Regions from separate parts of the Homo sapiens genome. Here region 1 is linked to region 2. A link is an interaction called in ENCODE POLR2A ChIA-PET data of the cell type or tissue named here. Cell type or tissue: PC-9. All regions are shown on one strand. Links, peaks and the distances in the headings refer to the core of each region. The heading gives the core; the rest is flanking DNA. Region 1 overlaps NFATC3 (nuclear factor of activated T cells 3). Region 2 holds the start of NFATC3 (nuclear factor of activated T cells 3).

The links. ChIA-PET counts read pairs that join two places held together with the same protein. Peaks named below come from ENCODE experiments on the same cell type or tissue, not always from the same donor. Only the 100,000 strongest peaks of a DNase experiment are listed, where the experiment ranks them.
Region 1: POLR2A ChIA-PET joins it to region 2 with 14 read pairs; 11 of 35 experiments call an interaction of 5 or more read pairs at or near these places.

Annotation. Positions count from the first base shown.
Region 1 is chr16:68,143,986-68,151,985 of GRCh38, forward strand. All of the region lies in intron 3 of NFATC3 (nuclear factor of activated T cells 3), which reads left to right. Among named protein-coding and RNA genes, the nearest start is that of NFATC3, 63 kb to the left of the region's middle. In PC-9, for the core only: no CTCF peak of the experiment used is centred there; no DNase peak of the experiment used is centred there; H3K27ac peaks cover 1,022 bases.
Region 2 is chr16:68,071,916-68,087,811 of GRCh38, forward strand. It overlaps NFATC3 (nuclear factor of activated T cells 3), which reads left to right and starts at 13,455. Exons shown (of 10, transcript NM_173165.3): 1 at 13,455-13,869. The coding sequence starts at 13,767. DUS2 (dihydrouridine synthase 2) reads left to right here. Exons shown (of 17, transcript NM_017803.5): 13 at 2,119-2,240; 14 at 3,440-3,589; 15 at 4,717-4,804; 16 at 6,530-6,603; 17 at 6,834-7,405. The coding sequence ends at 7,071. RefSeq lists enhancers at 3,407-3,516, 12,932-13,011, 14,062-14,121 and silencers at 13,292-13,581, 13,742-14,011. In PC-9, for the core only: no CTCF peak of the experiment used is centred there; a DNase peak (open chromatin) is centred at 13,356; H3K4me3 peaks cover 3,201 bases; H3K27ac peaks cover 1,100 bases.

The DNA of each region.
Region 1 (8,000 bases), core at 1-8,000, 64 kb after region 2:
AAAAATTGATAAATTGGATTTCATCAAAATTAAAAACTTTAGCTCCGTGAAAGATGCTATTAAAAGGATGAAAAGACAAGCTACAGACAGGGAGAAAACATGTGCAAAGCATATATCTGTCAAAGATCATAGAATGTATAAAGAACTCTCAAAACTCAACAATAAAAACAGTTCAGTTAGAAAAGATGCCAAAGACATGAACAGACATCACCAGCCATTAGGGAAATGCAAATTAAAACCACATTGAGTTATCATTACATACCTATTAGAACAGCTAAAATAAAAAATATAATACTAACTGTTGTCAAGGATGCACAGAAACTGGATGCTTCATAAACTGCTAGTGAGAGTTAAAATGATACAGCCACTCTGGAATATAGTTTGTTAGGTTCTTAAAAAACTAAGCTTCCCTTATGCCCCACCAATCTCACTCTGGGGCATTTATAACAGAAAAAAAAAAACTTATGTTTACACAATAGGTATACTAATAATATTCGTAACAACTATGTATTATCATTATCATCATCATTATTTTTTTTTGTAGACACAGTGGTTCACCATGTTATCCAGACTGGTCTTGAACTCCTGAGCTCAAGCGATCCATCCACCTTGCCCTCCTAAAGTGCTGAGATTACAGGCGTGAGCCACTGCGCCTAGCCTCAACTTCATTTTTTTATTTTTTTTATTTTTTAGATGGAGTCTTGCTCTGTCACCTAGCCTGGAGTGCAGAGACTCCATCTCAGCTCACTGCCACCTCCGCCTCCCAGGTTCAAGAGATTCTCCTGCCTCAGTCTTACGAGTAGCTGGGATTACAGGTGCCTGCCACCACGCCCAGCTGATTTTTACATTTTTAGTAGAAACAGAGTTTCAACATGTTGGCCAGGCTGGTCCGGAACTCTTGACCTCAGGTGATCCACTGGCCTCAGCCTCCCAAAGTGCTGGGATTACAGGTATGAGCCACCGCACATGGCTGCCTCAACCTGATTTTTAAAAATTTTTTTCGTAGAGATGGCAATCTCACTATGTTGCCCAGGCTGGTCTACAACTCCTAGCCTCAAGTGATCCTCCCACCTTGGCCTCCCTGCCGTGGGATCACAAGCTTGACCCACTATGCCTGGCCTAACAACCAACTTTTCTTTCTCTCTCTCTTTTTTTTTTTTTTTTTGTGATAGGGTCTGGCTCTGCAGATTGCACATCACCCAGGCTGGAGTGCAGTGATGCGATCTCAGCTCACTGCAACCTCAGACTCACAGGCCCAAGCCGTCCTCCAATCTCAGTCTTCCTAGTATATGGGACTACAGGTGTGCGCCACCATGCCCAGCTATTTTTATGTTTTTTGTAGAGATGGGGTTTCACCATCTTGTCCAGGCAGGCTGGTTTTGAACTCCTGAGCTCAAGCGATTCATCCACTTCAGCCTTCCAAAGTGCTAGGATTACAGGCATGAGCCTCCACGCCCTGCTGCACTTTATTTTTAATAGCCCAAGGTTATAAACAAACCAAATACACGAATAAACTCTGGTGTATCCATACAATGTACTACCACTCAGCAATATAAAAGAATAAACTGTTGATACATGCAACAACTTGGACAGTTCTCCATAGACTTATGCTGAGTGGAAAAAAGTCAATATACTATATGATTCTATTTATGTAATATTTTCAAAATGACAGAACTGTAGAGATGGACAATAGATTGGTGCCAGGAAACAGGGTCAGGTTGAGGGGTGCAAATATGAAGGGGTGGCCCAAGAGAATTTCTTCATATCTTGACTGGGGTAGTAGTTATTTGAATCTATATATGGGATAAAATTGCATAAAACTATATACACACATACAAATGAATGCATGTAGAACAATGACAACTGAATAAGACCTGTAGTCTAGTTAGCAGTATTGTATCAGTGTCAATGTCCTGGTTTTGATACTGTGCTAACTACAGTTCAATATTGTGGGTATATGTACTGTATTATAGTTGGGGGAAACTAGGTGCAGGGTACATGGGGCTATAGTATCCCTTGTCTGCTTGGGATCAGAAGTCAGAAGTGTCTTAGATTTTGGATTTTTTCAAATTTTGGAATATTTCCAGAATACATACTGGTTGAGCATCCCTGATTCAAAAATTTGAATTCCAAAATGTTCCAGTGAGCATTTACTTTGGGTGTCATATCAGTGCTCAGAAAGTTTCAGATTTTGGAGCATTCTGGATTTTCAGATTAGGGATATTCAACCTGTAGTACATATACATACTATTTTTGCAACTTCCTATGAGTCTAATTATTTAAGAAGAATAAAAGTTTTAGCCAGGTGTAGTGATGTGATTCTGTAATCCCAGTTACTTGGGAGACTGAGGCAAGAGGATCACTGCTTGAGCCCAGGAGTTTAAGGCCAGCCTGGGCAACATAGCAAGACCTTGTCTCCCAAAAGAAAAAAAAAAAGGATTTTTTTTAAAAAGCTTATATATTATACAGTGGTAAGTTTTATTAAGGTATACATATTTTGAATCTTATCCCAAAAGTTACTGAAATTTGAAAAATGAAGTTTGTATTATTTTTTCATTTTTATGCATACTTTCATTTTAAGCAATTTATATTATAGAAATTTAATTTTGTATTTTTAGTATTTCTACAATGTGTTGTCATGGGTCTAATATATTTAGAGCCCATTCCCCCAACTAATCAGCAGAACTGATAATGGAACTGCTCTTATTGAAGTTGCTGTAGTCTGTCCTGTAGTGACCTTCAGGCTTTAACCCTCCAGCTTTAGTTAAATTAAGCAGGCACAGACCTTTGCTATGGAAACGATACAGAAACATAACAAACAACTTGGCTTACTTTCTTCTGCGAAGCAGAGGGTGGACTGAAGAGATTACTGATACTGGTGAAAGTTTTTAGAGACTAGTGTTAACAGTAGTAGTAATTTATTTATTGCCTACAACATAAATGCTTCTCTGGAAATCAGATGGGATAATAGTCTAATTAGTTTATTTGATCTTCCTTTAAAAGTCTCTCAGATAGAAAGGCATAGCCCTATTTTTCTTATGGTATTATACATCTGGAACAGATGTTGGTCAAAATATGTGTTATGAAATATATTCCCTTTGAAATCTTATATGAGTGATTACCTTCCCCCAACATCAGTTTATTTTATCAAAGTATAAAAAGCAAGTGGCTTATGACTTTGTGAAGCTCTTATACATGTCAGCCATCTAATATGACTAGGATTCTTTGGTATAGAGTACTTGCCAGTATGTTATTTGATATCTGGATAACTTAATAGGTAATAGCAAACTTTTTTATTTATATTCTCTATTTTAGATTTAACTACCTCATTTTGACGAGCTACTTTAATGCCTATAATTTTTTTGTTGGTTTTTTCTTTTTCTATATAAGAGCAAATTGCCTACAGTTCTTTTAGAAATAATGTATTGACTAACTTCATGAGTTATTTTGCTTCACCAAATTGTACTCTGTTATTCTAAAATTTATTCTTTCAACAATGATTGAATGCCTGTAATGTGCTAGGCGCTCTGCTAGGCTCTGGAGATAACAAGATGGATACTGTCCTCTTCACAGTGCTCACAGGCAAGTGGTAAAGTTGTTGCTGTTTATTTCTCCACTTGATGAACAGTTGGTCATGTAGAATAATTTGTTAAATTTATGATTAAACATGAAAGAGCAACAGGTATACCAAAAAGGAATGACTAATCACTGAATAGATGAATGTGAGGAAGTTGCCTAATCATTGTTAGCTTCAGATTATCTGTGAACTGAAAAAAAAAAAAAAAAAAAGACATATAGTCCACAGGAGTTTTTGGATGCAGTGAACTATAACCACTCTCTACCTTCATTTTTTTTTACCTCTGGGTATAAATCTGGATGAATCTCACGTGGCATTATTACTTACCCCATCTGCCGCCAGATAAACCAAAAGAGTAATGGCTGAAATTTGTTTTTGCACAGATACACATAAAATATATGCCCAAACTTTTCCAGTTTCCTTTTAGCTATTGATTTATTTAGGATTTATTTATTTATTTATTTAGAGATGGAGTTTTGCTCTTGTTTTGCACTCCAGGCTGGAGTGCAATGGCGCGATCTCGGCTCACTGCAACCTCCGCCTCCTGGGTTCAAGCGATTCTCCTGCCTCAGTCTTCCTGAGTAGCTGGGATTAGAGGCATTCGCCACCATGCCCGGCTAATTTTGTATTTTTAGTAGAGATGGGGTTTCTCCATGTTGGTCAGGCTGGTCTCGAACTCCCGACCTCGGGTGATCCACCTGCCTAGGCCTCCCAAAGTGCTGGGATTACAGGTGTGAGCCACCGTGCCTGACCTAGGCTTTATTTTTGTTATTGTGATGATATTGACATTTTATAGTTTTATGGAATAGTTTCCATAATTAAAGCTTTGAAATTTATTAATTTTACACTAAAATGTGTAAAAAAATTACAAATGAGAATACTGATAGATTTCTTGACTACATAAAAATTAAAATATTTACAGAAAATGGAAACATAAATGTAATAAATTGAACAGGTTTACTTTCACTAAACATAAGACAGCTGTAGCTTAAGCCTGCTGGCAGGTGAGAAAGAACCAATAAGCAAGCAGCACAAGTCATTTTGCATCTGAGAACTCTGGAAAGGTTCAGGAATTTGACGTACTGGATATCTCTGAAAGTGGGATGTGAGGTGAGACTGAAAACAAGAAGATTGGATAAAAAGTCTATAAAAGAAGGAGTTAAGACCGGGCACGGTGGTTCACACCTGTAATCCTAGCACCTTAGGAGGTTGAGGCGGGTGGATCATTTGAGGACAGGAGTTTGGGACCACCTGGCCAACATGGTGAAACCCTGTCTCTACTAAAAATACAAAAAAATTAGCCGGGCATGGTGGCTCATGCCTGTAGTTCCAGCTACTCAGGAGGCTGAGGCAGAAGAATTGCTTGAACCTGGGAGGTGGAGGTTGCAGCACCACTGCACTCCAGCCTGGGCAACACAGCGAGACTCCATCTTAAAAGAAAAAAAAATTAAATTGAATTTAAAAAGGACTTAAATTTCCCAGATGTTTCTTTCCTGTGTGGTACAGCCTAGTGATAATGCCTGTCTTACCCTGAGAGAATCTGGTGATTCTATAGAGAGAATGAAGTGGAGGTTCTAGATTCTAGGAGAGCTAAAGGCTAGGCTTAATGATCTGTTCTTAAAATGGGGTGGGGGCGGAAGGGAAGGCATAATGGAAGTCTGCATACTGAAGAGTGAGACCTCTGACCATTTTATTAGTTCCCACAATGCTTGCAATAGGTTTACTATGCTCCCTAGGCAGAAGACTGCAGGATGTGTTTTAGGCAAACTCACTGGTCCAGTAGAAGAGACCTGTAGATTCTAAGAAATAAACTTTACTTTTAACATGTTTAAATTACTGTTACTTTGGATTTTTGTTTATGCAGCCAAACTTAATCCTAATATAAAAGGCAATTATTAACTGTAACCAAATAAGTTGTATGAAAAAGGAAATATAATTAAAATACACTACAAGGCTGAGCTGCAAGTAACATGTATCCAGTTATAATGCAAACACTGAAAGTTCAAAAGATAATATATCTAACCTTGAAAAACATTAGGAAATAGCAGTATTAACATGTTCCTTAGAAATATGGAAGTAAGTTCCAAAAGAAACAGTGAAAAGGGTTACAAATGGTTCCCTTCTGAGGAGCAGAAATTGATCCAGAATTGGTGATAAATGGAAAACAAAACCATATTTATAACTTGTAAGGCAGACAAAGGGTTAATATGCTTAGTATATCTAAAGGGCTTGTAAAATTAATAATACTAAAATAGAAACAGAAAATGAGCAAATCATATAAACAGCCACAAAGGGGAAAAGTTGTCTGTGTAGACTATTACCACTTCTCTGTTCTTTGCTTTTTTGATAGGTTAGAAGTAGTTTTCTTATTTATTTGATATTTAATAAGATTGAGCATTTTTCCATTTATTTATTAGCTGTTTTTCCCTGCTTTATATGCTCTACTTATATCCTTTGAGAAGGGTAGTTGGAATTACGATTTGTCATCTTCCTTGAATCTGGAATTGTTTCTGCAGTATGAATTATAATAAAGAATCTTGCCCGTTGCAAAACATTATTATAAACCTTTGGTGGTTATATCCTGAGGTCTTTGTGCCTCTTTGGTTACAAGTCTTCTAGATCAGTGTCTCTCAGCTCTATCAGACCCAGCCCCACTCTCAAAAAAAGCCCCACATCCATTTTGTAATGCTACTTTATTAACTTGAAATGGAGATTTAAAGATAATACAATTAGGCCAGGCACAGTGGCTCATGCCCGTAATACCAGCATTTTGGAAGGCCAAGGCAGGAGGATCACTTGAAACCAAGAGTTTAAGACCAGCCAGGGCAACCTAGTGGGACTTCTATATCTAAAAAAAAAAAAAAAAAAAAAAAGCTAGGTTTGGTGGCACACTCCTGATGTCCTAGCTACTCTAGAGACTGAAGTGGAAGGATCCTTTGAGCCCAGAAACTCAGGGTTGTGTTGAGCTATGATTGTGCCATTGCACTGTAGCTTAGGTGACATAACGAGACCCTGAATCAAAAAAAAAAAGTGATATAATTGACTACACGTATAATTTTAAGAATATCAGTTATAATGCAGTACTATTAAGAGAAAAATAAATATATAAACTAAATTATAGTTGATGTGGTTTGGCTATGTCTCCACCCAAAATCTCATCTTGAATTGTAATCCCCATAATTCCCACGTGTGAAGGGAGAGGCCAGATGGGGGTAATTGAATCACTGGGGTGGCTTCCCCATGCTGTTCTCTTGATAGTGAGTTCTCATGAGATCTGATGGCTTTGTAAGTGTTTGGTAGTTTTTCCTGTATTCATTCTCCCTCCTGCCACCTTGTGAAGAAGGTGCCTTGGTTCCCCTTTACCTTCAACCATGACTGTAAATTTCCTGAGGCCCCCCCAGCCATGGGGGACTGTGAGTCAATTAAACCTCTTTCCTTTATAAATTACCCAGTCTCGGGCAGTTTCTTATAGCAGTATGAGAATGGACTAATACAGTAGTTTAAAAGTATGGCTGGGCATTGTAGCTCACACCTGTAATCACAGCTACTTGGGTGGCTGAGGCAGGAGGACGTTTGAGTCAAGGAGTTCAAGACCAGCTTAAGCAAAACAGTGGGACCCCATCTTAAAAAAAAAAAAGTTTCAAAGTGAAAAGCCTTGATAATGACTATAGAAGACACAGTGAAGTAGTTGGACGCTTACACATGCTTGATAATGACTATAGAAGACACAGTGAAGTAGTTGGACACTTAACACCTGCACTATCAGTGTGAGTGTTGCCAGGTACAAAGGCAGGCGTGTTGATCATCACCCTAAATTCCCTGAGTGGCATTACTGACAATGACATGATTTTTTGAAATGATGAACTCTTTACATGGTAAGTTGTACTCATGAAAAATTCATGTATCTTAAAATTGCATCTTTTGGGGGTATTAATATATACTAAGGAGTTCTAAGTTTATAAACATTTTCCTTATACATGAATGTCTGATGGGATATTCTCAAATTCTGTGAGATGTAGACTATTCACTTTGAAGAACTATAGTTATCCCATGTATTGAGATAAAGTTGAATCTCTGGCCCTTTCTCCTTAAGTATCTGTAGTGCACCCCACTTATCATGTTGACAACTAAACGCATCTTCACAACATTTAAAAAATGCCTCTGCTCCACCACCACCCTCCCCTGCAGAGGGTGATACTGTCCAAGTTAAGAAATACCATTCTAAGTCGGGCACAGTGGCTCACGCCTGTAATCCCAGCACTTTGGGAGGCCGAGGCAGGTGGATCACCGGAGGCCAGAAGTTCGAGACGAGCCTGGCTGACATGGTGAAACCCCGTCTCTACTAAAAATACAAAAGTTAGCTGGGCGTGGTGGCAGGCACCTGTAATCCCAGTTACTTGGAAGGCTGAGGCAGGAGAATCAC
Region 2 (15,896 bases), core at 7,897-15,896:
ATCCCTATAAAAGAAAATGAAGAGTTCACTTGCCTTATCTCTTTGGCACAACCCTGGAACTCTGTGGGACTCTGATCAGCTGCACATGTCTGCAGGGAGAGACAGTGAGTGGTCCTCAAATTCTTCAGTGAATTGGGTCTGAACAGAGGGTGCAGTCTTTGCCCAGAGCAGAGTTCCACCCTCCTCTTCAGTCCTAGGGTTCATACCTGCCTAGGAGTGCCTGTGGCTGCCATGGTATGTGAGTGTTTCCATGGCTGTGCAAGCTAGGATGGTAAGATGCCCTGAGGTCTGCGTCCAGAGCTGGGCAGCCTTTGTCCTATTTCCTGTTCAATGCTGCAGCCCTCACTCCCTGGTTCTGGTGTCCTGCTGGGCAAGTTGGTGACCACCAGCTCTCCAATGGTCTGGGATAGCTCCATGGCAAGGGAGGGCTTGCCCCAGCCCAGGTCAGCTATCCAGCTTTTTGGCCAGCTGGCAAGTCTGGCCAAGAAGACGTGCTGAACAGTGCTGAGCTTGCTCACTGGGTGAAAGGTGATATTATCATTCCTGCTGAGCCATCTCTTGGCAGCTCCTCAAGAGGGTGTGCTATCACAGAGAAAGGGAGCGGCTTTCAAGCATAGGCAGGGCTGCTTCTGGTCCAGCCAGGTGCCTTCTTCCCAGACAAGCTGAGTCAAGGACTTGCCACCAGCCGGGGCGCCCCGACTTACTTCCCACTTTGTCCTGAGCGTGCCGTGGCACTTTCCCAGCCACTGAAGTCATAGGCCCACGTGGAGTTACTAGAGCAGCATAGGGGGTGGGGGATGGGAGGGTGTCCTGGAGGGCTGGGGAAGGCCACCTTCACCCAATACTGCTCTCCTGCCCTACCTCTAGCCAGCCGACTTCCACTGGGTGTCCCAGGCAGTCAGTCATCTTGCCTCCCTGAGCCTTCATTTCACGGTCTGTGGAGTGATGGTGACAGTTGCACCTCACACTTGTATAGATAAATGTAGTCATGAGTAACCCATGTGAACTAAATGATGCTGTGTTTTACCCACGTAGGGGGAAGTTAGAGGCTATTCAAGATGTGGGAAGGGAAGGTGCCCATTCTGGTTAGAAGGAATAGAAGAATCTCACCCCTTTCCTGGCACTGGACCTGCCATGCCAGAATTTGGTGTGTTTCCCCTCCCTTCCCTGGAAGATACTTGGCAGTAGGTCCTCTGTGGTGGCTGAAGCAGGAAGGGGCTCCCGCACTTCGAGACCTCAGTCAGGCTGTCCAGGAGAATGTGTTTCTGACCGTGGTCCTTGGCTGTGACCCTCAAGCTTTGTACCACTAGCTGGAAGAGTAGATGACCAAGGTCGAAGTGGCTTTTTAATTTATTTTTATTTTTATTTTTAATTTTAGATAGGGTCTCAGTCTGTTGCCCAGGCTGGAGTGCAGTGGCATGATCATAGCTCACTACAGCCACAACTCCTGGGTGCAAGCAATCCTCTTGCCTTAGCCTCCCTAGTAGCTATGGCTACAGGTGTGTGCCAACATGCCTGGCTAATTTTCTTTTTCTTTTTTTTTTTTTTTTTGAGACAGAGTTTTGCTGTTGTCGCCCAGGCTGGAGTGCAGTGGCACGATCTTGGCTCACCGCAACCTTCGCCTCCAGGGTTCAAGCGATTCTCTTGCCTCAGCCTCCCGAGTAGCTGGGATTACAGGCACCCGCCACCACGCCCAGCTAATTTTGTATTTTTAGTAGAGACGGGGCTTCACCATGTTGGTCAGGCTGGTCTTGAACTCCTGACCTCAGGTGATCCGCCCGCCTTGGCCTCCCAAGGTGCTGTGATTACAGGCGTGAGCCACCGTGCCCAGCCGATAATTTTCTTTTTTTTAATTTTTGTAGAGTTGAGTCTTACGTTGCCCAGGCTGCTCTTGAACTCCTAGCCTCAAGCAGTCCTCCTGCATTGGCCTCTCAGAGTGCTGGGATTACAGATGTGAGCCACTGCTCCTGGCCAGTGGTGGTTCTTCTTATGGGGGTCACATTGCCTTGGCTACACATACATCTCTGGTGCCTTCTTGGAGCTCCTTTCCCTGCCATCAGAGCATAGCCCAGGCCTTAGAGCCTGCCTGGGCATCAGGCAAGTCATTTCTTTTCTCAGGCGGTGCAGTATGACAACCACTACACCAACACCAAGTACTGCTTGTGCCAGATGCTACGAGAACAGCTGGAGTCGCCCCAGGGAAGGTTGCTCCATGCTGCCCAGTCTTCCCGGGAAATTTGGTAAGAGGCACAATAAGATGTCCATCTGTCCTTGTACGCATTGCCCAAGTTTGACTTTGAGCCCTAAGCTGACTCCACCAGGGGACCAGGGACACAGCTTCTGGATGTAGATGTAGAGGAGTGGAGTGATGGTACAGCTTTGCCTCCCAGGAGGGGATTCTTTGAAAGCTTTGAAACGTCCCATCCCTGGACGGATCAGCAGAGCTCTGGGAACTAGGGTACTAGAAGGATAGAGGAATGCAAAGGAAGGGGATTTTCCATAAATGGGATAGTCACAGGCCAGGCCCCCAGGAACCAGTGGTCAGGAGAATTGGGCTGTAGCATGGAGCCTCTACCTTGAGCCTGCACTCACATCCATCACCCTGCAGTTTGAGAGACCACCTGTTGATTCTCTAGATCAGGTGCAGCTCTAGCTCAGATGGTTGACAGTTGAGGCCCTTCACAAGCTGGCCTAGCCACTGCCCCCACAGCTCCCTGTCTACCTGTCTGCTTCCAGAACTCCACACCTGTGCTTGTAATGGGTCGTCTGCCTGGAAGGCTCTCTCCCTCTCACGTGAGCTATCTGTAGCCTCCCTCTTACATAGATGCCTTTCTGAACCACTTTTGCCATTGGGGATCTATCTTCGTTTGAGTCTTCCAGCCTTCAAGATGTTTCCTAGAAGGGAAAAACCTTTGCCAGAGCCCTCTTCCCACCCTTGGCTTATGGCATTGGTTCAGTCCCTACCCCACATAACTCTGTAGCTCTGGGTGGTGCCTCAGTGTCAGCTGAGACCCATGTATAACTGCCTGTGGCTGGGCGGGAAGTGGGGAACCACTTAGTGGTCAGGCCTCTGTCTCTTCCTCCCATGGGCCCATGTGCTTGATCAGCATTGGTTAACTCAGTCACGGCTGGCTGGGGATACCATCTGTGTGCTTCCCCTCAGGAGAGAGGCTGCAGGTGGTGGGGGTGACCTTTACAACCTTTGCCACCCAGCCCAGCCTCCCTCCAGTGTCCACGCTTGGGTTCACATTCACTTTCCATCTTCCAGTCCACAGTAATCCCAGGGCTGGGCAGGGGGCACATTCTGATGGCCAGGCCCCGGTGGTGTTTTGGTGTATGTGGTAGAGGAGTTTCTCAGTGGTGGGGCCCTGGGGTCCTGCAGTACCCTGGATGCTGGCTCCGCTAAAGTGTTTGCTCTGATCTGCTTCTTCCTCCCTAGTGAGGCCTTTGGCCTTGGTGCCTTCTATGAGGAGACCACACAGGAGCTGGATGCCCAGCAGGCCAGGCTCTCAGCCAAGACTTCAGAGCAGACAGGGGAGCCAGCTGAAGATACCTCTGGTGTCATTAAGATGGCTGTCAAGTTTGACCGGTAGGTCTCCAGCTTGGCCTCAGCTTGGGCTAGGGCCAGCACCCTTGGGGTCCCACTGGGCCAGCACACTGGCTGCTGTATGTGCTTAATGTCAAACGTAGGGACCACAGGTCTTGTTGGTTTGGAAACTCGTTCTAAATTTTCAGCATCCCATAGAAGGTGCTTTCAGGGGAGATAGTCCCTGAAAGGCTGTCCCAAGGATAACTGAACTCTACTTTTTCCCTGATTTACCGCCTCCCACAACTCAGGGCAGGGGGGACTTGTCTCCTGTTCCTGAAAGTCTGTGCTTTTCCAAGGCCCTGAGGAACTGGCTCCTGGCATGAAGCTCCTCAAACAACAGCAGGACCCTAGCCCTCATTTGGCTCTGCAGCCCCTACCCACACCCAGTGCCCCTCACCAGCTCTGTGGTGCTCTCTCAAGCTGCTTACGCCTCAGATTGTGACTCAGCTTTGAATGGTGCCCTCCTCTGGGATCTGAGCCTTTCTCCAGTCCCCAGGACCAGACAGGAGCCAGTCTTGTCTGGCAGAGGTGTGGAGAGGGGGAGCAGGGTGGTGGGGAATAGCTGTTGGGCAGTCAGATGCCAGGGAGAGTTCCAGTTGGGAAGTTGGAATATGACCCCTCCCACCCTGTCACTGTGTCACCCTGTCACAGGCTGACTCTGAAACCAGATTCCAAGTGTCCATGGCTGCAGCAGATGATCATGACACTTGGCAGGCGGAATCAGGATGGGCGCTGAGCTAGATCCCCGAGACCATTGTCTGGCTACCTCCATTGCCCACCTCCACCCACTCCCTACTAATCTTGTCTTGAGTGGCAAGCTTCCTTCTTGGATGTTGAACATTGTTTTTCCAGTCTGGACCTCAGAGTACTGGGAGTTCATTCCCCCTTCCCTTACAATTTCTTGAGCATGCCAAAATTCATCTTCCCTTTAGGGAGAACCCAGGTCCAAGCTGCTGGTAGGACAAGAATGGGAGCCTAGGGGAGCAAGTACAGAAGCCTTAAGGCAGCAGCTCGGTGTCTCAGTTCCTCTCATTTCTGCAGCTCCTTTCAGGAGCTGAGTAGTGCCCTGGCTGAGGGAGGGAGCGGTGATGGTGGGTGACCCCAACTGCTTCCCTTCCTTTCCCCAGGAGAGCATACCCAGCCCAGATCACCCCTAAGATGTGCCTACTAGAGTGGTGCCGGAGGGAGAAGTTGGCACAGCCTGTGTATGAAACGGTGAGTTCCTGGCTGTGGCCTGCCCTGCAGCCAGTCACAGCACTCCCATGGCTTACACCCTCAACTCTAGATTGCCAGGCTGGAGCCTGGCCTTGACCTCTGTAGGCATGGAGAAGCTGCTGGTGGCCAGGTCAGTTGCTGATAGCCCTCCCCTCTTACAGTGGCCTGTTGTCCAGTTCAGCCAGACATCTCTCTTTTTTTTTTTTTTGAAACAGAGTCTAATTTTTATTTTTTATTTTTTAGAAATGTGGTCTCAGCCGGGCACGGTGGCTCATGCCTGTAATCCCACAACTTTGGGAGGCCGAGGCAGGTGGAACACGAGGTCAGGAGTTCAAGACCAGCCTGGCTAAGATGGTGAAACCCCGTTTTCCTAAAAATACAAAAATTAGCTGGACATGGTGGTGGGCGCCTGTAATCCCAGCTACTTGGGAGGCTGAGGCAGAGAACTGCTTAAACCTGGAGGCAGAGGTTGCAGTTAGCTGAGATCATGCCACTGCACTCCAGCCTGTCTCAAAATAAATAAATAAATAAATAAATGGGGTCTTGCTTTGTTGTCCAGGCAGGCTGGTCTCAAACTCCTGTGCTCAAGTGGTCCTCCTTCCTCAGCCTCCCAAAGTGCTGGGATTATAGGTCATGAGCCTTTTTTAAAAATTTTATTTAATTATTTAATTATTTATTTATTTTTTGAGACGGAGTCTCGCTCTGTTGCCTAGGCTGCAGTGCAGTGGCATGATCTTGGCTCACTGCAACCTCCGCCTCCAGGTTCAAGTGATTCTCCTGTGTCAGCCTCCTGAGTAGCTGGGATTACAGGTGGGTACCACCACACCTGGCTAACTTTTTTGTATTTTCAGTAGGGATGGGGTTTCACCATCTTCACCAGGCTGGTCTCGAACTCCTGACCTCAGATGATCCCCCGACCTCGGCCTCCCAAAGTGCTAGGATTACAGGCGTGAGCCACCGCACTTGGCCCAGACATGTTTTTGGATCAAGCCTCAGCCAATGGGGCACAGAATTGAGCCCCAGATGTGGTGCCCCTGGGGTGGAAACCATGAGATAGGCTTGCTTCACTTCCTTTGGTCCTTGCAGCCATGCCTTCCTTAGGCTGCTCTGCCTCATCTGGACTGGTCTTCTGGCCTCAAGGCTTATACCTTCTGGGGGTTGTGTCTGTGTCCCCACTCCCCCCCACCCCCACCACAGTGACTTTTCCAGAACAAATCTAACTTCTGTCTCCTCAAGTCAGCAGCTCCCCAGTATCTGAAGGATCAAGCCAGCACCTCAGCATAGAGCCTGAGACCCTTCCATGTGCCTCGCTCCTTCCAGTTTCATCCCTGCAGCCCTTTGCTCCAGCCAAGTCACCTGGTCCCTCTGCCACGTGTGCCTTCTCTGCTCCTAGCTTGTCCCTTCTCACCCTTTTGGCATCTGGTGACTCCTCATTTTGGGGACCTGGCCTATCCAGATGTCAGCAGGAGGCTCCATAGTCATGTGCAGCTAAGGGCTCTGCTGCGCTTTGCTTAGGTCTGTGACAGCTCCAGACACTTGAGGTCATTGTGTATTTGTGCCTTTCTCCACTGGGCACTTTTGCTTGGGAGGAGCATGTGATACAGGCAGCCTTCATTTGACTTAGGTTGGAAACACTTCCTTTTATCTGCCTTTGATTTGACCCCAGCAGTTTGGCCTACAGGGCTCATTTCTCTGGCCATGTGATTCCTTTTCTCTTTGTATCAGGTTCAACGCCCTCTAGATCGCCTGTTCTCCTCTATTGTCACCGTTGCTGAACAAAAGTATCAGTCTACCTTGTGGTAAGTTTCCTTATCATAGGAGAGGAGGCTTGGGGTGGGGCGGAGAGTGGGCATTCTGCCCACACATCCAGCATTGTCCTAGGAGGGTTGGGTAGATGGTATATGTGGGCAGTGGCATCCCTGGATGGTGACCCCTTACTCAGTCTTGTCAGAATCTGCCAAGGATGTGTAGAGTCAGGCCTCATAGCCCTGCACCCTGCCCCTCACCTTATTGCCCTCTGTCTGCTCAGGGACAAGTCCAAGAAACTGGCGGAGCAGGCTGCAGCCATCGTCTGTCTGCGGAGCCAGGGCCTCCCTGAGGGTCGGCTGGGTGAGGAGAGCCCTTCCTTGCACAAGCGAAAGAGGGAGGCTCCTGACCAAGACCCTGGGGGCCCCAGAGCTCAGGAGCTAGCACAACCTGGGGATCTGTGCAAGAAGCCCTTTGTGGCCTTGGGAAGTGGTGAAGAAAGCCCCCTGGAAGGCTGGTGACTACTCTTCCTGCCTTAGTCACCCCTCCATGGGCCTGGTGCTAAGGTGGCTGTGGATGCCACAGCATGAACCAGATGCCGTTGAACAGTTTGCTGGTCTTGCCTGGCAGAAGTTAGATGTCCTGGCAGGGGCCATCAGCCTAGAGCATGGACCAGGGGCCGCCCAGGGGTGGATCCTGGCCCCTTTGGTGGATCTGAGTGACAGGGTCAAGTTCTCTTTGAAAACAGGAGCTTTTCAGGTGGTAACTCCCCAACCTGACATTGGTACTGTGCAATAAAGACACCCCCTACCCTCACCCACGGCTGGCTGCTTCAGCCTTGGGCATCTTCATAAATGGGCTTGTGTCCTGGCATGATTCTACTCCCACCCTCTGTGCAGAGCTTGAGCTTTCCAAAGTGGATCTCCTGCCCATCTCTGTGGGTCTGGTAGAGGTGGGGAATGGGGTATCACTGGACTTGGGCCAAGTTAGGAAGGCCCAAGAAGCCCATTCTACTGATGGTACACCTGACACACTGGGCATCAATTGTATGTCCTGATGAGAGGTGATATGGAATCTGGAAGAAAGACTAGGGTAACTGGTGCTGCAGTAAGGGACTAGTCCAGTGGGGTGGGGAGTGTTGGTCTGATCCCCAGAGTCTCCAAGCCTGACAGCTGCCTGGAGTCTCAGACCTGATGAGGTGCCTGCTTTGGACAGTGGGGCACTGGAGGCGGCTGATGACAGCAATTTGGGGCCCTTATGTTTGGCAGATCACACCACACAGTCCCTCCCGTCCCCCGCCTTCCTCATCCCACTTGGGGCGGAAGGAAGTGGCAGATTCTCTTTAATTTCCTCCTGGCAGTGAGAAGCAAACAAACGGCTACCGCATCTCATGGGGCCTCCCCCGCTTACTGGGAGGGGCGTTCTGACCAAAGGTCCCTGCCCTGTCCTGCCCCCGCTTCCTCAGCTGTAAACATGCTGCTTCTCCTCCCTTTTTCCAGGCTCCATTGGGGAGTGGGGAGGGGAGGAGTCCCCTCTGGGTCAAAGCTGTATTTCCCACATCTCCCCTGTGTCAGAGCTTTACTGTTTTGTGGCAACTTTAACACAGGGTCAGGCACCTGTGCCAGCCAGCAGCCTCTGGCCCTGCTGGCCTCTGAGTCTAGGGTTTGGTGGGTGAGGCCTCTGTCTCAGTTCCAGCACCGCCCCCCTCCCCCCTGCCACCCACGCTTGCTTTTCTGTGTGCAGATAAGGATACCGCACTACCCACTGCCTCCCAGAGCTCATTGCTGTTTGACCTTGGGCAACTCACTTCTAGTCCTCTCTGTCCTGAGGGCCCTCCTCTTAGAGGGGATCCGCTGTCCTCTGCCTGTGTGAGGCTGGCTGGAGGACAGTAGGCTGGCCCTTTGATAGGACTCTGCATGGTTAATGGGGTCATTCCATGCCAGGCTGCCCTAACTGACTTCCCAGACCAGTGCTCCCCGAGAAAGGGCTCCACTCAGGAGAAAGACTGAGGCTTGGTCCAGTCTCAGCCACCAAGCTTTAGGCACAATTTATTTCTGATTTTTCTTCTTTTTTTTTTTCATAGAGATAGAGTCTTGCTATGTTGGCCAGGTTGATCTTGAATGCTTGGCCTCAAGCAGTCCTCCCGCCTCACCCTCCCAAAGTGCTGGGATTACAGGCATGAGCTACTGCGCCTGGCCTATTTCTGATTTTTCGTACTAAAAACAATCTCAATCAAAATGCCTCCTTTGGCTGGGTATGGTGGCTCACACCTGTAATCCCAGCACTTTGGGAGGCCGAGGTGGGTAGATCACTTGAGCTTGGGAGTTCAAGACCAGCCTGCTGGGCAATGTGCCAAAACCCTGTCTACAAAAAAATATAAAAATTAGCCAGGTGTGGCCGGGTGCGGTGCCTTACGCCTGTAATCCCAGCACTTTGGGAGGCCGAGATGGGCGGATCACGAGGTCAGGAGATCAAGACCATCCTGGCTAACATGGTGAAACCCTGTCTCTACTAAAATTACAAAAAATTAGCTGGGCCTGTTGGCGGGCACCTGTAATCCCAGCTACTTGGGAGACTGAGGCAGGAGAATGGCATGAACCCGGGAGGCGGAGCTTGCAGTGAGCCAAGATCATGCCACTGCACTCCAGCCTGGGCGACAAAGTGAGACTCTGTCTCGAAAAAAAAAAAAAATTAGCCGGGTGTGGTGGCACGTGCCTATAGTCCTAGCTACTCAGGAGGCTGAGGTGGGTGGATCACTTGAGCCCAGGAGGTTGAAGCTGCAGTGAGCCATGATGGCACTACTGTGTTTCAGCCTGGGCAACAGAGCAAGACCCTGTCTCAAAAAAACAACAACAAAAAACAAAAATGCCCCCTTTGCCTTTTCTTATACTCCAACTGGAACTGGTCAGACAGAGGCTGCAGTGCTGCCCGCCCCCACCAAGTCACTGAGTCCTAAGACCTACCTCCCCAGTGGAACTGGGCTTTGATCTCAGGCCACTTCTCCCACCAGTATGGTTTCCCTGGGGGAAGCCCCTCCTCTGGCAGGGTCAGGTTCATTTCTGGGCTCTGGGGAAGGAGAGGCAGGGATTCAGGTCTGCTATTAAGATAGAGGCTGTAATGTGGGGGCTTTGAGGGCCCTGGGAAGCACTGGGGAGAGAATCCTTTACAGGGGAGGAAGGTGGGGTGGGTCTACTATATATTCTGTGACTGAGGATGTCTGGCAGAGATCCTGGTTGGATATGTTAATCCTCAAATGATCTCACTTTAGCATACCTCAGTGTTGCCTTTCCTGGTCTCAAAGTGACCTGCCCAAGGATGGGACTGACTGGGGGGTGGAGGGGGACAGTCAGGCCTGAAAGCTCTGCCCATTGTTCTCACCATGTCCACCTTAAACTGGGCCACTTAGACTCCCAAACCTCTCCCTGGGCTAGTAGCCACAACACTTATCCATCCATTCCAGCCAGCCTGATTGAGGATTTCCCCTTAGATCATCACATTTGGGGGACAAATGGTTTTGATATGAGCATGAGAGGAAGGGATGAGTAAGGCTGGAGAGGGTGGCAGGTCTCTCAAAGGCCACAGCAAGAAGACTGGGCTGTGTGCAAAGAATCTCTTCCACCCTCAGTTCTGGATACTTGGGTCCTTCCAGTTTACTCTGCTCAGAACTCTTCCATGGGTCTCTTAAGTCTGCTCTCTGGACCAAGTCCAAACTCCTCAGCCTGGCATTTGAGGACAAAGTGCTGACCCTGTCTTCTCAGCACCCTGTGCTGACTTCAGCAACTAACTTTCTGAGATTGTAGTTGGCTGGTCTTATCCTCTCCTCCCAGATTGGGAGCTGCTCAAGGGCAGTCCTTGTGTCCCCTGTGGCTACCTTGGCATGGGTCTGGGGAGCAGGCACAGAAGAATCAAACCAGAGCTTGGGATGAGGGGGATGTTTGGCATGGAGAGGAAGAACTTTTCTAAACTCTGAATTTCCTCAGAGGCTCCTGTTTTGCCTAATGGGGAACAAGGGACTGGGGCAGGCTAAACTGTACCATCCCATGGCTCAGAGGGCACTGAAGAACTTCAACAATGGGTGCTTGGGAACAGTCCTGTGGCAGCTGATGATAATGATGGCTTTCCCTAATTCCCAGTCTTGGGTGGCATTCATACAGGAGAGAGTGGTTGTACAGTGACCCACATAGCCCTTGTCCACCCTGGGGTTCCACCTACTGCACTGGTCCTGTGGGCCTCCTGGTTTCACAGGGCTCTCAGAGGGCTGAAGGTGGGTCCAGATGACCTGCAGGAGCTTTGGAACTGCCTGAAGAAGAGCTCATGGGGGTACATACTGGCCCTAGCTGGGGCAAAGGGCTGAAAGAGTATGTACATATCGGTGTATGTGTGTGGTCAGGCCCCTTCACAGGCTGCAGAGTTCCCAGCCGTTGCTGACTTTCTTACACACATGGTGACTCTCTTCCTGCAGTTGGTGCCCATCCCTGTCCCAGCCCTCACCATTCCTTGGTGAGATCAGAAACCCTCCCTACAATGTAATCTGTTCTAAGTGTTCTCCAGGTGCTCAGTGGCTGGGAAGACAGATGCATAGCTGAGCATTTGATGAGTGGTTGAATTTTTCAAGCCATCTACAGCTTCTCTGTGGTCCCTTCCCAGTGGAGGGGCTGACCAGCCCAGGGTCTCCCTCCTGCCTGCTGTCTGGTCTGACTATGGCTGATCCCATGATTTAGGTGAAGTCATGTCTGGAGGGACTTCAGATGAGCTGGCCAAGCCTCTGGGACCTTATACTGTATCAGGATCCTGTTACATGTGGTACAAATAGGTGGGCCAGCAACCTGCCTGAGGCAGAGGGCTCTAGAGCTGATGTGGCATTTGGGCCCCAAGTTCCACACTCAGGCCCTCAAGGTTGGAGATTTGCAGGCAGGACAGGTTATTGGGAAGGATAGTCCACCCGTCTAATGCCAGTTGTTCCCTCTCCTTGACCACATTATCTTCTCCCTCTGACTTCATTCACCCCTGTCCCAGTTGAATCTAGTGATCCATCCAGAATTCTGACCATGTAAATCCCCTGCTCTAAGTCCTTCCACTGCTCCCTACTGCCGTCAGGATAAAGTCCAGACACTTTGCAGTGGCCTGCAGCATTCTGCCCACTCATCCGGCCCCACCTTAGGCTTCTGCCCACTGCAGGTTACTTTATGGTTATCAAGTCTTTGGAAATCTGTTCTCTGCCTGGAATGAAACTTGCTCACTTCTTGTCTGTCACTCCGGTTCCTACTAACCCCTGTCAAGGCCCTGCAGCTAGCAGGCTTATGAACTGTCTCTGAGCTCCTGGCACAACCCTCATCTCTTTGTACAGTAATTATAGATTTGCTGGTCCCCTCTCCCCTACCCCTGAAGGGAGACTTTATCTCTGAATCCCCAGGAACAGCACAGGTACCGGTACAAAACACTGGGCAGAAATGAAGCAATACAAGATGAACGTCTTGGATGCCCTGGACATTCCCTGTCTTCCTGACCCAAGGTCTAGTTTGGCTCCCTCTAGGGCTCCCTGGTAGCTCAAGTGTCAGTCCAGACATTGAGACCTCGGCAAAGAGCTTCCCTTTACCCTCTCTTCCCACTGGCCTTTGTGGGCGGTGTGGAATGTGCTGTAGGCCTTGCGAGAGCGGCATTTCTTTTTTTTTTTTCTCTCTTTTTTTTTAACCTATTGTAGCCTCTGAGAGGGCAGCATTTTTGGGCGCACCTGCACCCAAGCCTCTGACAGTGCCCTGGGTTCCTCCAGCAACGCGCATCTAGGGATGCTATGCCCTGTGGGCCCTATGCCCGGGGCACGGAGCTAGGGGAGGCGGTCACCCTACTTCTCTCACGTCCCTGTCCACCTTGCGCCTCAGCGGAGCCTTAGGTAAACAAGCCAGGCTCCCAGTCCCCAAGGACGGCCTTCACCCCAGACCCCAGGAGGAGGCGTCTTGGGCCATCTCGGGAAGGCTAGCTTGCTCGGGAGGGGCAGATCACGAAAACGGTTCTTTAGGCAGTGTCACTTCCTCTCCACTGCCAGCCACCCAATTTAGGCGGCTCCATCCCTCCCGCTTTCATGGATATGCAGCAGGATGCAGAGAGCACAGAGCTGTGATTGGCACGAGCTCACAACGGGCTTTCCCGCTCAATCTACTCAACTTCCAGCAAGGGACAGGCCCTGCCCATTGGGGTTCGCTGAGGCCTCAAACGCGCATGCTGTCAAGGGAGCAGCTGCGGGGGCCCGCTAGTGGGGACAAAGGCGCAGCCACCGGGGCGAAAGCTCCGCCCCGCAGAGGGTGGGCCTGCGGCGACCGCGAGCTCAGAGTCCGGACTTGTCGCGCAATCTGTCTCCTTCGGTTCCACCCCAACCTAGCTGGACTCTCGGTCCGGTCCCTGCCCTCTGGAGACTCAGCCATTAAAGTTGAGGTGGGGGGATGAGGATGTGGGCGGCGTCCAGGTAACTCTGAGGGGCCCTGATGCCTTCCCTAGAGCCAGCCATCAGGAGTAACACGATGCGCCCCCACATCACCGAACCCAGAACCTCAGTGCTTCAGCACCCCTTCCTCGACATGAGCTCCGCCCAATGAGGAGAAGGGTCTTCTGCATTGGCCGGTGGTGGTCCCCTATCCAATTAGAGAGGCTAACGGCCTTCTCTCGTCTGGTTTAGAAGGAATCGCCGGGGGAATACAGGCCAAACTACAATTCCCGAGAGGTAGCTGGGCTCTGCGGGGGGGGGGGGGGGGGCGCCTGCGTGTTCACGTGACTTCCTTCCTTCTCGCGGAGACCGAGTTACGCGATAGGCCTGTGAGGGGGCGGGGCCCGGCGCCTGTTCGCCGTGTTAGTGGCCAATCGGCAGCCAGGCAGGGTGGGCGCGCGTAGGGGGCGGGGCCGGGCGCGCGGCAGGGCGCGAGAGCGCACCCGCGGCGGCGGTGGCGGCGACTGTGGGGGGGCGGCGGGGAACATTGGCTAAGCCGACAGTGGAGGCTTAGGCACCGGTGGCGGGCGGCTGCGGTTCCTGGTGCTGCTCGGCGCGCGGCCAGCTTTCGGAACGGAACGCTCGGCGTCGCGGGCCCCGCCCGGAAAGTTTGCCGTGGAGTCGCGACCTCTTGGCCCGCGCGGCCCGGCATGAAGCGGCGTTGAGGAGCTGCTGCCGCCGCTTGCCGCTGCCGCCGCCGCCGCCTGAGGAGGAGCTGCAGCACCCTGGGCCACGCCGATGACTACTGCAAACTGTGGCGCCCACGACGAGCTCGACTTCAAACTCGTCTTTGGCGAGGACGGGGCGCCGGCGCCGCCGCCCCCGGGCTCGCGGCCTGCAGGTGGGTGCCGGGCCAGGCGGGACCGTGGAGCGACCCCGCTTCTCGCTCGCAGGATCTCTCGCTCCCTCCCTGTTCCCTTGGATGACCGGAGACCGATAACCCTGTGTGTGTGTGTGCGCGCGCGTGTGTGTGGTGAGTTAAAAACGGATTTAAATCGCTGAGGAGGCGTGTGGGTCGCTGCGACGTGGAAGTGGTGGCGGGCTTGGCTGGAAGCAAACTAGTGGGGAACTCGACTCCGGGACGATCGGGGTTTGGAGGCCCAGGGTCCGGGCTGCTGCCCAAGTGGCGTCTGGTTGTCGTTGCTTTGCCAGTGTGTTGCAAGGAAAATGTTGTCCCTGTGAATTGTTAGCGCACTGGGTTTTTCATCTATTCTAGGTCGTTTCTTGAAATTTTAGTTTGAAAGATGCTTATTTTTCAACGGTAGGACCCCTCTAAAAATCAGGCACGTGTTTTTTTAAGTCTACTTTGCTAGAAGAGTAATGCTTTCGAGTTAACGTCCACTCGTGCAAGTTTATGACCCACAATTAATTCGAAGTGTAACTGTAACGGGACTTTTCTGGAAACTGGATTTCCTTACTTGAATAAAGTGTTCCGGAAGATTTTTTTTTTAATAGTGGGTTGCTTTTTTCATAATTTTCCTAGAAAGTTCTAGAAGTCGATTTTTATTTAAAGAAAAATCTCTCCTTGGAAGATATTTTAAAGGAAATCTTGAATTGGGAAAGCTGGGCACCATCATGCTTGCAGGTCAGACCAATCAGGAAATAGAAACAGGATGACTGGGGACTTAGAGCTCTTTTGTGACCTGGTTTGGAATACTGTGGTTCATTAAGTTCAGTTTCCCTGTTACATATGCATACGAACTTCAAAAAGGAAATGGATAAGAGTAATCCCTATTTTTTCTTGCCTGGTATGAGGTGAATTTCTTAATGTTCATGTTTGATGTTCAGTAGACTGTTCTGTAGAGTTGCATTGAAAAAACATACCTGAACGTGAGGCATGAGGATTCTCTAGGCGGTACTTATTTTATCGGTCCTTTTAGTCTTCATATGCTAGATGTCTTTTTCACTGTAGTACATAATTTATAATAGTTATGTGTTGGCTGCGTTTATTTTCAATTCCATTAACATAATTTGAGCACCTATTACGTCGAACCACTCTTACGGACCCTGTAGTGTTATGATGAGGCAGAGGACTGAGGCTTTTCAAGGAGTTTGGGAAATAGTTGGAGGAGACACATAGTCCAAGTAATAACTGTACTACTAGGAAGTCTGTGAATGGTGATGCATTTTATAGTAGAGGAAGAAACAGGAAAAGTGGCATTTGTGGAGAGTGTAGCATTGAATTGTATCTAGATTATCGGGACTTGAAAGAAAAACAGCTTGTTTGAGTATTTTTATTGTAAAAGAGATAAACAGTTGATGATGTCAGCAGATTTTATTGGGCACAAACTTGATTAGAGCATATATACAAATATATGATCGATAAGGGTGTTAACCAAACATATGAATAATAAAGGAATTGTGTGACTACATAAGTAGGAATTGTATATACAACCAAAATACTGAATAACATTTCAAAGCTATGAAAAAATTTTTAATGATCTTTACCATACGCAAAAGCCATTTTGATATTAAAATAGGTCTAAAAGGAGTTATCTGTAACTTGATTTATAACTGAAATTTCAAAAGGTAAACATCAGCAGTTTTATTTGTCACATAAAGTCCACTTTAAAATATTTTAAGCAGGTAATTTTTTTTAAAGTTTTTTTAATATTAAGGCAAAATACATATGAAAAAACAAACCTTCTTAAAGTGAACAATTGAGTGCATTCAGTGTTGTGCAGCTACTGCTTCTGTCTACTTCTAAAACATTTTCTTCATCCAAAAGAAAACTCAGTACCCATTAAACAGTTGCCCCATATTTTTCCTTCCCTCCTCCCAACCCCTAGTAGCCACCAGTCTGGGATCTGTCTCTATGGTACCTCTTCTAGATATTTTATATAAATAGGATAATATAATATGTGACCT